Linked DNA regions of Homo sapiens: all the other regions are linked to region 1. Evidence: chromatin contacts called from ENCODE Hi-C or POLR2A ChIA-PET data. All regions are on one chromosome and are shown on one strand. The core of a region is the stretch at or near the end of the contact, and the rest is flanking DNA. Distances in the headings are between cores, read along the strand shown. Region 1 holds the start of DHX9-AS1 (DHX9 antisense RNA 1). Region 2 holds the start of QSOX1 (quiescin sulfhydryl oxidase 1). Region 3 holds the start of SWT1 (SWT1 RNA endoribonuclease homolog). Region 4 holds the start of RNF2 (ring finger protein 2).

Region 1 (2,744 bases), core at 86-2,585:
AAAACAGAATTTTAAATTTCCCCTCAAATCTGTTCCAACACCCTACCCCTACATTTCGGTTTCCATAAACGGTACGACATCCACCAAGTTACTCCTGGCACAAGTTGAGAGTCGTCCACTCCCTTAAGATTCTCCATAGCTATCCCTTGTAGAACCCTTAATGTGTGTCAAACAATATCCATAATAGATCATCTAAATGGAACTATTTTACTTAATCCTTAGTAACCTTGTACAGGTAAGATCACTATCCCTTTAGAGAAGGGGAAACTGAGACAAAGAATATCTTGCTTCAGGAAGACAGAGCTCCTAATTATAAGAGCAAGAATTCGGGCGGGCGCGGAGGCTCACGCCTGTAATCCCAGCACTTTGGTAGGCCAAGGCAGGCGGATCACGAGGTCGAGAGATCGAGACCATCCTGGCCAACATGATGAAACCCCGTCTCTACTAAAAATACAAAAATTAGCTGGGCGTGGTGGCGCGCGCCTGTAGTCCCAGCTACTCCGGAGGCTGAGGCAGGAGAATCACTTGAACCCGGGAGACCGACGTTGCTGTGAGCCGCCATCGCGCCACTGCACTCCAGTCTGGCGACAGAGCGAGACTCTTGCAAAAAAAAAAAAAAAAAAAAAGGCGCAAGAATTCCAGAAAACGTAGCCTGACTCCAGATCTACTACCTTCCACCACTACGCATTTCTGCTTCAAAATACGTCCCCTATCCATTCGTTTCTCCCCATCTCTCCTGCCACCACTACTGCACACCCGGGCTAGTGAAATATTGTCCTACACGGTTTTTGTTTCCACTCTTGCCACCCTAAAACCCATTCTCCTTTGAAGGCCTTCTCGCCACACTCCAGTCACATGGCCTGCTTTCAGCTCCCGCCCAGTTTCTGCCCTTAAGCGATAACTAATCCCTTCCGCTTCTGCAGGCTCTGCTTTTCCTTCGCGTTGGCCGAGGTTATCAGCTCAAAGCCTCCCTCCTTCGAGACGCCTTACCTCGCTATACTAGCCAAAGGCGCTCTCCCTTTACATTCTTCAATTTTTTTTCCTCTACCCACAAGGCCTGCACGACGGCGCCAGTTATTCGTGGCTTGAATGAATGAAGAGCCCTAGGCCAGTGGCGCCCCGGCGGCAACCACCACAGGCGAAGCACCCCCTTCCCTCAGCCGCCGCGGTGCCCCGGCGTACGCAGGCCAGAGGAGGAAGCGCGCTTTGCCTGCTAGAGGCAGCAGCGGGAAACGCTGGGCGGAGGAGAGGGGAGGGGGCCACAGGCTGCCCGGACGGCGCAAGCGCATCGCGGCGAGGCGCGCACGCAACCCGCAATCCGGGGACCCGCGGGCGGCTCGTCCCTTCCCCCACCCCCAGCCGCCGCCGCCGCCCGCGCTTCGCAACAAAGCCGGCTGCGGAGCCATGGTCCACGGCGCCCGCCCGCGACCCCGCCGCCCCGCATGGTAGCCGGAACGTCTCTCCCTTACCAGCCTTCGCTTCCTGGTGCCCAGCTCTTAGGACCGTGTGTGACTCTGGCCTTCTACCGAGACAACAGAGAAACGCACAGCAACTCGCATGGAGGAATCGGCGAAATGGCTCCGACCGCGGCGCTAGGGGGCGGGGCCAGCGAGCGTACGCATGCGCAGAGCGCGTGCCAGGGCGGGGGATGGCGAGGGCGCGCCAATGGAGGGGGCGGGGCTCAGCAACCTCGCGGCGCGGAAGGGTTTCGTTGCTAGGGAGATGGGCTGAGCCGGGCGGGCATCGCGCCAGACCTGCTACTCTGGATAATCCACTCTCCTGGATAATCCACTACCCTGGATAATCGGCTGCCCGCTTTTGCGCATGTTAGGGAGTTGACGGCCTGTAGCATTCTGATGCAGCAAAATATTTCGCAGGGTCTGTCATAGGGATCTCCGGTGAGAGGAGGTTCCCTTCGAAGGCAGAACTGGAAACCTTGCTGCTAACTTGGTAGGGTTGTTGAGATAATTACATGAGATGGCATATGAAGGGCGGCTTAGTTCAATACCTGGCATGTAGTAGGTGTTCAGTGGGCGTAGTTACCGGATTGATTCAGATAGTCTGAACGCCAGTGTCTCTTGAAAGAAATAAACTGGCCGGGCGTGGTGACTGTAATCCCAGCACTTTGGGAGGCCGAGGTGGGCGAATCACTTGGGGTCAGGAGTTTGAGACCAGCCTGGCCAGCGTGGTGAAACCCCGTTTCTACTAAAAAAAAAAAAAAAAATACAAAAATTAGCCGGGCATGGGGGCGGGCGCCTGCAATCCCAGCTGCTTGGGTGGCTGGGCGGGCTCCTGCAATCCCAGCTACTCGGGAGGCTGAGGCAGGAGAATCGCTTGAACCCCGGGGTCGGGGGCGGAGGCGGAGGTTGCAGTGGGCCGAGATCACGCCATTTTCTGGGCGAGAGAGCGAGACTCCGTCTCAAAAAAAAAAAAAAAAACCATGAAAGAAATAAGCTCAGTGAAGGCGGGCATTCTGCCTGGCTAACGCAGGTCGCTCCTTGCCGTGCCTGGAACATTACTGTAAGTGCTCAGCAAACTACTTTAAGGTAGGAATAAAATCTGCAAGGTTGCTTTTGTTTAAATTGGATAACCTTTTGTGTTCCAAGTCTTTGGAGTAATTTTGTGTTCCAAGTCTTTGGAATAATTGTGTCCTTAATTATTATACTAGTCACTGTTAAATTTTGAAACTCCAGTGCGTCCCATGAAGGTAATGATACAAAACATTTCCAGCTGGGATTGTTCCA
Region 2 (2,744 bases), core at 176-2,675, 2.7 Mb after region 1:
CAGGAACAAATCACTATCACTATACCACTCCTGCCCGCCAAATACCCACTACCTGGATTAGGTGGATGTGTGACACCACAGGAATCTTTAAATTGTGGAAAGGAAACTATGAGACAATGTATGCCGAGTACTTAGTAAGGTGCCTGAAATGATAGGTGCTCCGTAAATATTAATTACTATTATTACCATATTTCCTCGACTCTAAGTCTTAAGTGTTTCAAAATTTTAGCATTTCTGTAATAGAGTTCACCTTCAAATCTTTATACATGTAGTGGTTTTTTCCTATCCTTCTACCCCTTGGGCTGTCATAAAATGAACAGTGTGTCTCACAGTTGATGGTGTCTTGGAATTCAGGAAATATAGTTTTGGTGCCCCAACCAGGGATTGGGAACATGGAGCAAGAGCCAAACACGCACCAAAGGCCTCTGGGTGCATGGGTTTAAAATATAAGGGTCTGAGCGGGGGAAGAGAGAGAAGGATGTGGCCCAGAAGCTAAGGAGCTGGAGGCGGCAGGTCAGGAGAGGCCCGGAACAGAGATAGGAAAACTGCCAGGTGGACATACCCACATCAAAGACAAAAATGAGAAAGGAAGTCTATGTACCACCTGGTCAACCAGTCGAGGGAGTGGAGAAAGGTGGCAGGGAGGCAAAATGGATGTCCGTTCCCTTTTCTCCCCAGCACTGACCCACAGCAGCTAGGGAACCTGGCAGGAAGATGACATGGGTCCCTGGACGAGAGGAAGAGGACTGCCACAAGGCTGGCCCAGGAAACGGTAAGGTGTCAGCGGACCATGCGGAGGAAGGAACAAAGGAGACCTCTCGCAGGGAAGGAGGCAGTAACCTGGCGGGGGACGAACCGGGCGAGCAGGGCAGGTCTGGGGGCCCAGGCCGCGGAGAGGGAAAGAAGCTCGGGATGAGGGCCAAGAGGAAAAGGCAAGGGAGCGGGAGGCAAAAATGGAGCTGAGAAACATGAAGGTGGTGGGCGTGGGATGCGCGGAGAGGAAGAGGTGGGCGGAGGTGACTGGAAGAGGGACGCGCTCCCGGAGTAGGAGGCTGCCCACCGGGCAGGTGGAGGGGTCCGGGCGGCGGGGCACGGGGGAGCGGGCCGCCCCCGCTTCTCACCTTTGACGTCTTCGGCCAGCGCCTTCCACGTCGGGGCGAAGGCGATGCAGTGGCCGCACCAGGAGGCGAAGAACTCCACGGCCCAGGCGCTGCGGGAGCCCAGCACCGCGCCGCGCACCGTGTCCGCCTGCAGCAGCGTCAGCGGGTCGGAAGGCGAATAGAGCGCCGACCGCGGGGCCGCGTTAGCGCCGGGAACCGCGAGCAGCCACAGCAGCAGCAGCAGCAGCGACGGCGGCGGCCCGGAGCCGCTGTTGCACCTCCTCATCCTCGGCGCTGCGCTCACCACCACACGCAAGCACCGGATGAGTCGGGTCCCGGCGCCGCGGCACCGCCTGCCTCCGCCCGCAAGGAGGAGCCACGTGGCCCCGCCCCTGAGCCCCCGCCCCCGAGCCCCCGCCCCCGAGGCCGGCCCAGCCACCCCGCCCCGCCGGCCGCTCCTGGGCGCGGGAGCGGGCGGGGCTGAGCTTGTTGCAGGGGCTGGCCCTGGCCGGGTGGTGAGCCATCCTTTCGCGGTCCGCCGAGGCCTCGGAGCAGCGCGACCCGGGTTCCCGCCTCAGGCCCCAGGAGGCGAGGTGTACAGTCCGGTAAAGGAATGGAGCGCCCGCCGAGCGGTCGCTGCGGGGGTAGCCTCGCGGAGGTTGTTTGGCCTCTCACGGCCCCCGTATCCAACGGAAGAGGAGTCCGTTGGAATAGACGACCCGGATTTCGGCTGTTGTAGGGCAGTTCCTGGGCTCCCGCGGAGCGATGAGACGTTGTGAATTAGATGTGAGAAGAGGGACGCTTGGTCTGCGACCACCAAGACCCCACAGGATCGATGCACCCACCCCTGCTGATGACCATGACCATCTAAAGGGGAACATCATTTGAGGGGCCCTACTCATGGATCAGAAGCCCCTCTTCACTGTGGGGTGTGCTGGGTTGGCGGGCAGTTGCCGTGGAATCAGTTTCCTCAGGACCCATATCTGACCACCCTCATAAGGTTGTCAGGGCGATTCCAACATTCGGGGTTCCCAGCAGCCCAGATCCCCCACATCCAGCTCTTCAGCCTACTCAGAGCTCTCCACGCTCACTCACATGTCCCTCTCGCAAGTAGCCCGATCAACTCACCTGGTGTCATGGGCACTAAGGTGTTAATGGATTTTCTCTGGTCACCTTTGCAGCTCCACTGTTTTGAGTGAGTTATTTTAAGGGGAGAAGGTGCTCCTCAGACGGTTGTCACAGTGATATTTTTCCTTTGTGACTGCCAGGTTAGCCCCTTTCACCTGTAAGAGCTTTGAGCCTAGATTTGTTATTCATTTATTCAAGTTTTACTGAGTGGTGTCATGCCAGGCACTTGTTTAGGTATAAGGATAAGGCAGTAAACAAAATATAGACTCTAGGGACGTGGAACTTACATTCCAGTGGGGGTAAAGAGATGATACATAAGTAAATGTAGATCAGATGGTGACCGATGTTATGAAGAAATGTAGACTGGGGTAAGAATAGAGTGGCAGAGGAGGTGCTATTTTACACACGAAGATCAGGGACAGGTCTACCCTTAATATTTGCAAGAACTGAGTCAGTAGTACAAATGGAGGCCCACATATCATGTCTACATATTTTAAAACTACAAATTAAACGGTG
Region 3 (2,744 bases), core at 95-2,594, 2.3 Mb before region 1:
AGAAATGAGAACAAGAATTATTGGATGATGCACAGATATAGTTAGCATTTCTGTAAGTTATAGTCAGTGTTATCCCATTTTTAATTGACTGTTGAGCCATGAGTCAACTACACATTCAGGAATACTAGATAAAAGCTGTACGGGACGATCAGTAAAAGGGATTTAGGACTATAACTCACAGAAGCTCCACAGGGATAATCTGTTCCCATTAAACTGGGGAGAGGTTAAACACACACACACACCCCTCCAGATATATACTTCTTAACTATAGGGGGAGGAGTTAATTTCCAGTTAGTGCTTCAAAGTGCCAAATAATCATGCTATCTCTTCCCCGGGGTTCTGAAACAAGTAGGAAACAAATAGACCAAGAAGATTGGCGTTTATCAACTTAATTAACTAAGAAAAGCTAACTGGAAGCGCGCGTCTTGTTCTTGAGACTAAATTGGGCTTCCCTCTCCTGCCCTGATGCCTAGAAGGTTCGGACCAAGCCCAAGCAGGGCAGCCAGAAAGTTCACGTTTTTCTCCTTTCTGTCCCAGTGGATTTATCGCGGGGGGACAGAAGAAAGAAACAAGAAAGGCTCGAATGTCAAGTAGGCACTAAGAGTGAAGGGGAGAGAAGTACGGGGGACAGGGGACTCGCTAGCATATGTTTTGGGGATCTGAAACGCATCAAAATTAAATGCCCCGAAGCTCTACCCACTCAGAGCTCTGGTTATTAAAAGCCTGAAAACAAAGCAAAATAGAGCAAAACAACTAATTTCTATCCACTGGCCACACCGCAGAACTGCTGATACTGGCAACATGAAGACTAAAGCAAAAATAAAAACAAAGGAAAAGAGTGTTCGGGTCACGGTGTAGGTGAGGGTGCGAAATGAAGAACAGACCCTAATTCCAAGTCAGCTGGATGGACAGGCAAGCTCGTCAGCTGCTAGTAAACCGCCGCGGGCCCGCGGGCTCCGCACGAACCGACCAGACCCCAACACCGGGCAAGGGGCAGCCCCGGAGGCAAGCCGGGCCAGAACCACACCCTCCACGGAGCTGGCTCGTCCCCGGACCCGCCCACAGAGTCGCCCCGCCCAGGTCCGTGTGACTCCTGAGTCCCCAGTCCGGCCGGCCGCCCGCCCGCCAGTATACTTGGGGCGGGGGACGAGGGGGAACCTGCCCAGCAAAACGTCAACGCACCCCGCAGTTCCTACCTTACCAGCGCCGGCGGCAGTGGCAACTCCGGAGCCCCAAGCCAAAGGAGAGGGACCCCCGCCTCCCAACACACACACACACCCCGCCCCACCAACTGTATGCCTGCTGGGAAACGTAGTTCTGCGCCCGCATCCGCACTACCTACTCACCGCCCCACAGCGCTCGCTTAGATTTGCATTTACTTCCTCCGAGGCTTGAACTCCGGCCCCGCCCCCAGACTGCGCAGTGTATCCTGGGTGCTGTAGTCTTTGTTCGGTTTGGTGGTTGGCCGGTGGGCCGGAGACGCACCGTAGAAACCGAACCCTCTTACCCAATTGGACGCCGTCCCCAGTACGCTTCTGCGCAGTTTGTGGTGGCGTCGTAACGCCTCGGGGAAAGGGAAGCGGACGGGCATCTGGAATCGCTGCCTCTGGCTTTCTGTTTTCTACTAACAGGATTTGGTCACTGGTTCTTCATCTTTTGTCTGTTGCACGCATCCCGCCCTCCCCACTTGCTTCCCCACTCCTTGGATCCAGCCCTGTGGGCATTCACGTCAGTTCTCTGACCCCGCCGTGAGCCCCGCTCCGGGTCCCCGGGCGGGCTTGGCACGGAGGCGGTAACTATGGAGAATATGGCGGAGGAGGAGCTGCTGCCCCTGGAGAAGGAGGAGGTGGAGGTGGCCCAGGTCCAGGTCCCGACCCCGGCCCGGGACTCGGCTGGGGTCCCAGCTCCGGCCCCGGATTCGGCTCTGGACTCGGCTCCGACTCCGGCCTCGGCTCCAGCCCCAGCCCCTGCCCTGGCCCAGGCTCCGGCCCTGTCCCCGTCCCTAGCCTCTGCCCCTGAGGAGGCTAAAAGCAGTAAGTGCAGAAGGCCCAGATCTTTCTGCTGCAGAAGAGAGAAAGTGCGCCTTGCTGGGAAGTAGGGGAGGCCCTTCACCGGGATGGTTTTTATGGGGCAAGGCAGGTTTAGGAAAATGGTGGGGAGGAAAGAGGGGCCCGTGTAGCGGCTAAAGCAGGGTTACAGAATGGGAGACGGCATCTTCATAAGCCTCGAGGATGTCACGGTGAGGGATATGCGGAGAGCAGGAATGCTGCAGATAGAAGGAAATAATGAGGTTAAGGGCTTTTTCTTAAAAGGGAGTCTTTTTAAGGTACAAAAATAGGAAGTTACACATAATTTGGTAGTTTCCCGCAGTCCAGTCTGCCATGGTTAACTAAGTTCTTTCAAATGTGACATAGTAACCGAGGCAACCTGTTTACGGTAGTAGATCCTAGCTGCCAACATTTCTAAACCATTACTGTCAACTAGCTTTTCTGCTTCGACAGCCACAAGGAGATGAGTTTTTCTCATTTCAGTTTTCTTTTCCCCCGCTAGCAGCTTGCCTCCGAAAAGATTTTGAGGCTGAGTAGTAGTTTAGGAAAGAGTCGACTAAATTTACGGATGTTTTCCCCCATACATAAATACCAATTGAGTTTTGTACTCCATTCCATCAGAAATAGACTGTTGAGAATTAATGGCCCATATTATTGTGCTTCTGAATGTGCCTGCATGTTTTCTAAGTGGTGGTT
Region 4 (2,744 bases), core at 92-2,591, 2.2 Mb before region 1:
TTATTAGAATATTCAACAACTGCACTTAATACAAAACAGATAGATTAGCTACCAATTAGACTAAGTATTCCAGCTGATCATCTTGGAATTACCAAAAGTAGATTATGTAATGCAAATCGCTCGTACATTCGTTTTAAACATATCCTCGGTTTAGAACACTGAAACCATGCCTTAATTTTTTTAATTGAAAAACAGCGTATTACTAAAATACTGAGTGCATATGTATATCCTTTTCACGGCACTTCAAAGAAACCTGACATCTTCAAATCATTTTACAATGTAAAGTTACATTCTCTAAAACTTCCGACAGCCTCGAAAAAGATACCCAAAGGGGCTTCAAATAGATGAGTCTATAATTGATCTTAGCGGGCAAATAACTGGAATGAACCTCAAAGTTTGAGATCAATTTTTACTAACACCATCTCTGAAAGCAAGAAGGAGACTTCTGTAGAAGGTAAACGATTCTGACCAGCAGGACGTGGGCTCCCGGCAAAAGTGGGTACTAGCATCTCAGCGTAAACGACACGGTTCAAAACGCGAATCTTCCCGCAGAAACTAACCAAGACACCCCCTCCCCCCACGACTCCTCCTGGGTAAGCTCACGGTTTTAGAAAGCAGCAACAGATACTCCAGAGCAGGAGGCGGCACTCCAGGAATGTGTGAAGCTGAAGGGGTCTCCCCGAGGAACCCCGAGGTCGAGGAGCTCCTCTACACTGGAACCCCGACTCCGACCCCCCAGAAGGAAGGAGCGATATCTGCACAAAGTGCCCCCTACCCCACCCCCACGATGCAGACACACATCCCTAGCTGCGAGGCGAAAGCCCAGAGAAAAAACTCGCATTCCACTCCGTCCGCCTCCGGAGTAGGGCTGCAGAGAGGCTGGGGCCCCCGCCCCCGGAGGCGAGGGGACCGCGCCGCAGCGCCGGCCTCCGCGCAGAGGAAAGGGCAGCGAAAGGCTCGCGGCGAAGGAAGGAATCCCGGCGCTTCGCTGACTGGGTCCTCCGCAAACCAGCTCCCTTCCCTCCCACGACCCTCGAAGACACGGGAACAATGAGAACCCGCTTCACCCGCCGTCTCCGCCGCGAGAGCGGCCGGGGGCGGCGGCGGCGCCATGTCCCTTCACACCCCCGCGGACACACACCCCCCCCACACTCCGGGGCCCCCGTCAGTCGCCTGCAACGCTGCCGAGTAGACGCGTGTCCCGGCCCGCTGCTTCCGCGTCCTTCGCCTCCCCGCCCGCCCCACTCACCGGCTCCTGCCCCAGCCCAGGGCTCCGCTGGCCGCGGCCGGAGCAAGACTCTGGTATCAGCTGCCGCGGACGCCGGCGCCGCCGCACAATATGGCGAGCCTCAGCTTCCGCAATGGAGCTCGGGAAATACAACAGGGGCCGCTCAATATTCATGAGAGACTGAGGGGAAGCCGGCTCGGCCGGCGCTGCGGGGAGGGCGGGAAGGAGCGAGCGAGCGAGGGGCGGAGGCGCGGGACGAGGACGTGCACGGCGCGGGGAGGCCCGCGGCGCGAGGGAGGGTGCGCCGCCGCGTGTTGGCCTGGAGAACCCGCGCCACCGCCCCGCCCTGGGCTGGCCGGCCACGCCCCCCCGGCGCCCACCGCGGTCCGACGTAGCCCCCGGGCAACGCCCGGATGACGGCGCAGCCACCTCGTGCTCAACCTTCTGCTTGGGTTCTTCTGCCCTGGCTTCGGCCCACCCTTTACACCTTCCTGGCCGGCTTCTGGGGTTTGGGCTCAGACTTCTTTCTCATGAGTTCGTCCTCTTAAACCTGTCCCACCCGGCGGAAATCCTCATCAGGCTTTGGTTTGCAGAACTTCACATGAACTTCGGCACCCTTCCGCTCTCGTACAACAAACATACACTTTTCATCCTTGCAGGATAAAACTGCAAGTGTAATTGCTCCTGGGAAAATGACCTTCCACTCTAAACTTAGCTTAACATTCTGATTGTGGTCATCAGCTCTTACTATTTACCTTGCTGCTGCTTTATTCCTACCTCCTTGGCCCCTTCCAGTGTTACCTTCTGAACTTGAGGATTTACGAAGTAATAGATTAATAGATGTAATCATTACCTAAAACACAGCCAGTTAGTCTCCAGTAAATTATCCGACATTTAATGCATATAAATTATGAGCTGAAGAAGTAACGAAGAATTGAAAGTTCCCTGATCTCTATATGTACTATTGTTGAGATGTCATGTTCTCTTGAGAAGATAACCAGCAATACCAGACCGTAAATCTGAAGGCATAGAGGCATAAACCAATGGACTGCAGTGGGAATTGGGCAAACTAGGTTCATAGCCTCCAATGTGTGTCTATGTGACTTACGTAGATTGCGTAGCTCCTCTGCACTTCATTTTCTTCGTCTGCGAGATGAGAGAATTGTATTGAATCCTAGGTCCTTTCCAGTTCTTTAACGCTCTGAAACTCTCTATAAGCAATTCCAAATAAATGACATGAATTTACATAGGAATTTGGAAAAGAAAAATATCAATTCCAGCTGGTGTGTTTGGGGATGATTTCCTGAGGAGCCGGGATTTAAGATGGCCTTTGACGCCTTGGATGGGTGGAAAGAAAAAGGACAGGTGTTAAATACAGCACATTATATATGCTACCTAACAATCCATCAAAGAAAACAAGCATTATTCTTTTTCAGTGGCTTGAAAGCTTTTGCCTACTATCTATAACTTTAAATAACAAGTGACAGTTATCTGACTCTACAAGCCCTTCAAGGTT

What was found. A loop is a pair of places that touch in the nucleus more often than their neighbours do. ChIA-PET counts read pairs that join two places held with the same protein, here RNA polymerase II (POLR2A). Pooled maps may share reads with other maps.
Region 2: a map of ascending aorta shows a loop between it and region 1 (5-fold over the local background). The contact joins the promoter of QSOX1 here to the promoter of DHX9-AS1 in region 1. A Hi-C loop is called at or near these places in 2 of 168 maps with a recorded cell type or tissue (CD8-positive, alpha-beta T cell and ascending aorta) and 7 of 50 pooled maps.
Region 3: a loop to region 1 is called in a map of CD8-positive, alpha-beta T cell, with 10 times the contacts of the local background. The contact joins the promoter of SWT1 here to the promoter of DHX9-AS1 in region 1. A Hi-C loop is called at or near these places in 3 of 168 maps with a recorded cell type or tissue (CD8-positive, alpha-beta T cell and naive thymus-derived CD4-positive, alpha-beta T cell) and 9 of 50 pooled maps.
Region 4: a map of naive thymus-derived CD4-positive, alpha-beta T cell shows a loop between it and region 1 (15-fold over the local background). The contact joins the promoter of RNF2 here to the promoter of DHX9-AS1 in region 1. A Hi-C loop is called at or near these places in 2 of 168 maps with a recorded cell type or tissue (both naive thymus-derived CD4-positive, alpha-beta T cell) and 9 of 50 pooled maps. POLR2A ChIA-PET finds 5 or more read pairs at or near these places in 1 of 52 experiments (activated B cell).

The regions. Positions count from the first base shown.
Region 1 is chr1:182,838,182-182,840,925 of GRCh38, reverse strand. DHX9-AS1 (DHX9 antisense RNA 1) reads left to right here and starts at 1,335. Exons shown (of 2, transcript NR_148933.1): 1 at 1,335-1,614. It overlaps DHX9 (DExH-box helicase 9), which reads right to left and starts at 1,579. Exons shown (of 28, transcript NM_001357.5): 1 at 1,470-1,579. RefSeq lists a silencer at 1,260-1,689 and an enhancer at 1,113-1,954.
Region 2 is chr1:180,153,550-180,156,293 of GRCh38, reverse strand. QSOX1 (quiescin sulfhydryl oxidase 1) reads right to left here and starts at 1,425. Exons shown (of 12, transcript NM_002826.5): 1 at 1,122-1,425. The coding sequence starts at 1,386. LOC105371636 (a long non-coding RNA gene) reads left to right here and starts at 1,456. Exons shown (of 2, transcript XR_001738314.3): 1 at 1,456-2,295. RefSeq lists an enhancer at 1,151-1,250 and a silencer at 1,431-1,750.
Region 3 is chr1:185,155,767-185,158,510 of GRCh38, reverse strand. It overlaps SWT1 (SWT1 RNA endoribonuclease homolog), which reads right to left and starts at 1,344. Exons shown (of 19, transcript NM_017673.7): 1 at 1,197-1,344. TRMT1L (tRNA methyltransferase 1L) reads left to right here and starts at 1,558. Exons shown (of 15, transcript NM_030934.5): 1 at 1,558-2,033. The coding sequence starts at 1,799. RefSeq lists silencers at 952-1,071, 1,812-2,061 and enhancers at 1,612-1,721, 1,565-2,470.
Region 4 is chr1:185,044,155-185,046,898 of GRCh38, reverse strand. It overlaps RNF2 (ring finger protein 2), which reads right to left and starts at 1,341. Exons shown (of 7, transcript NM_007212.4): 1 at 1,250-1,341. RefSeq lists a silencer at 1,452-1,711.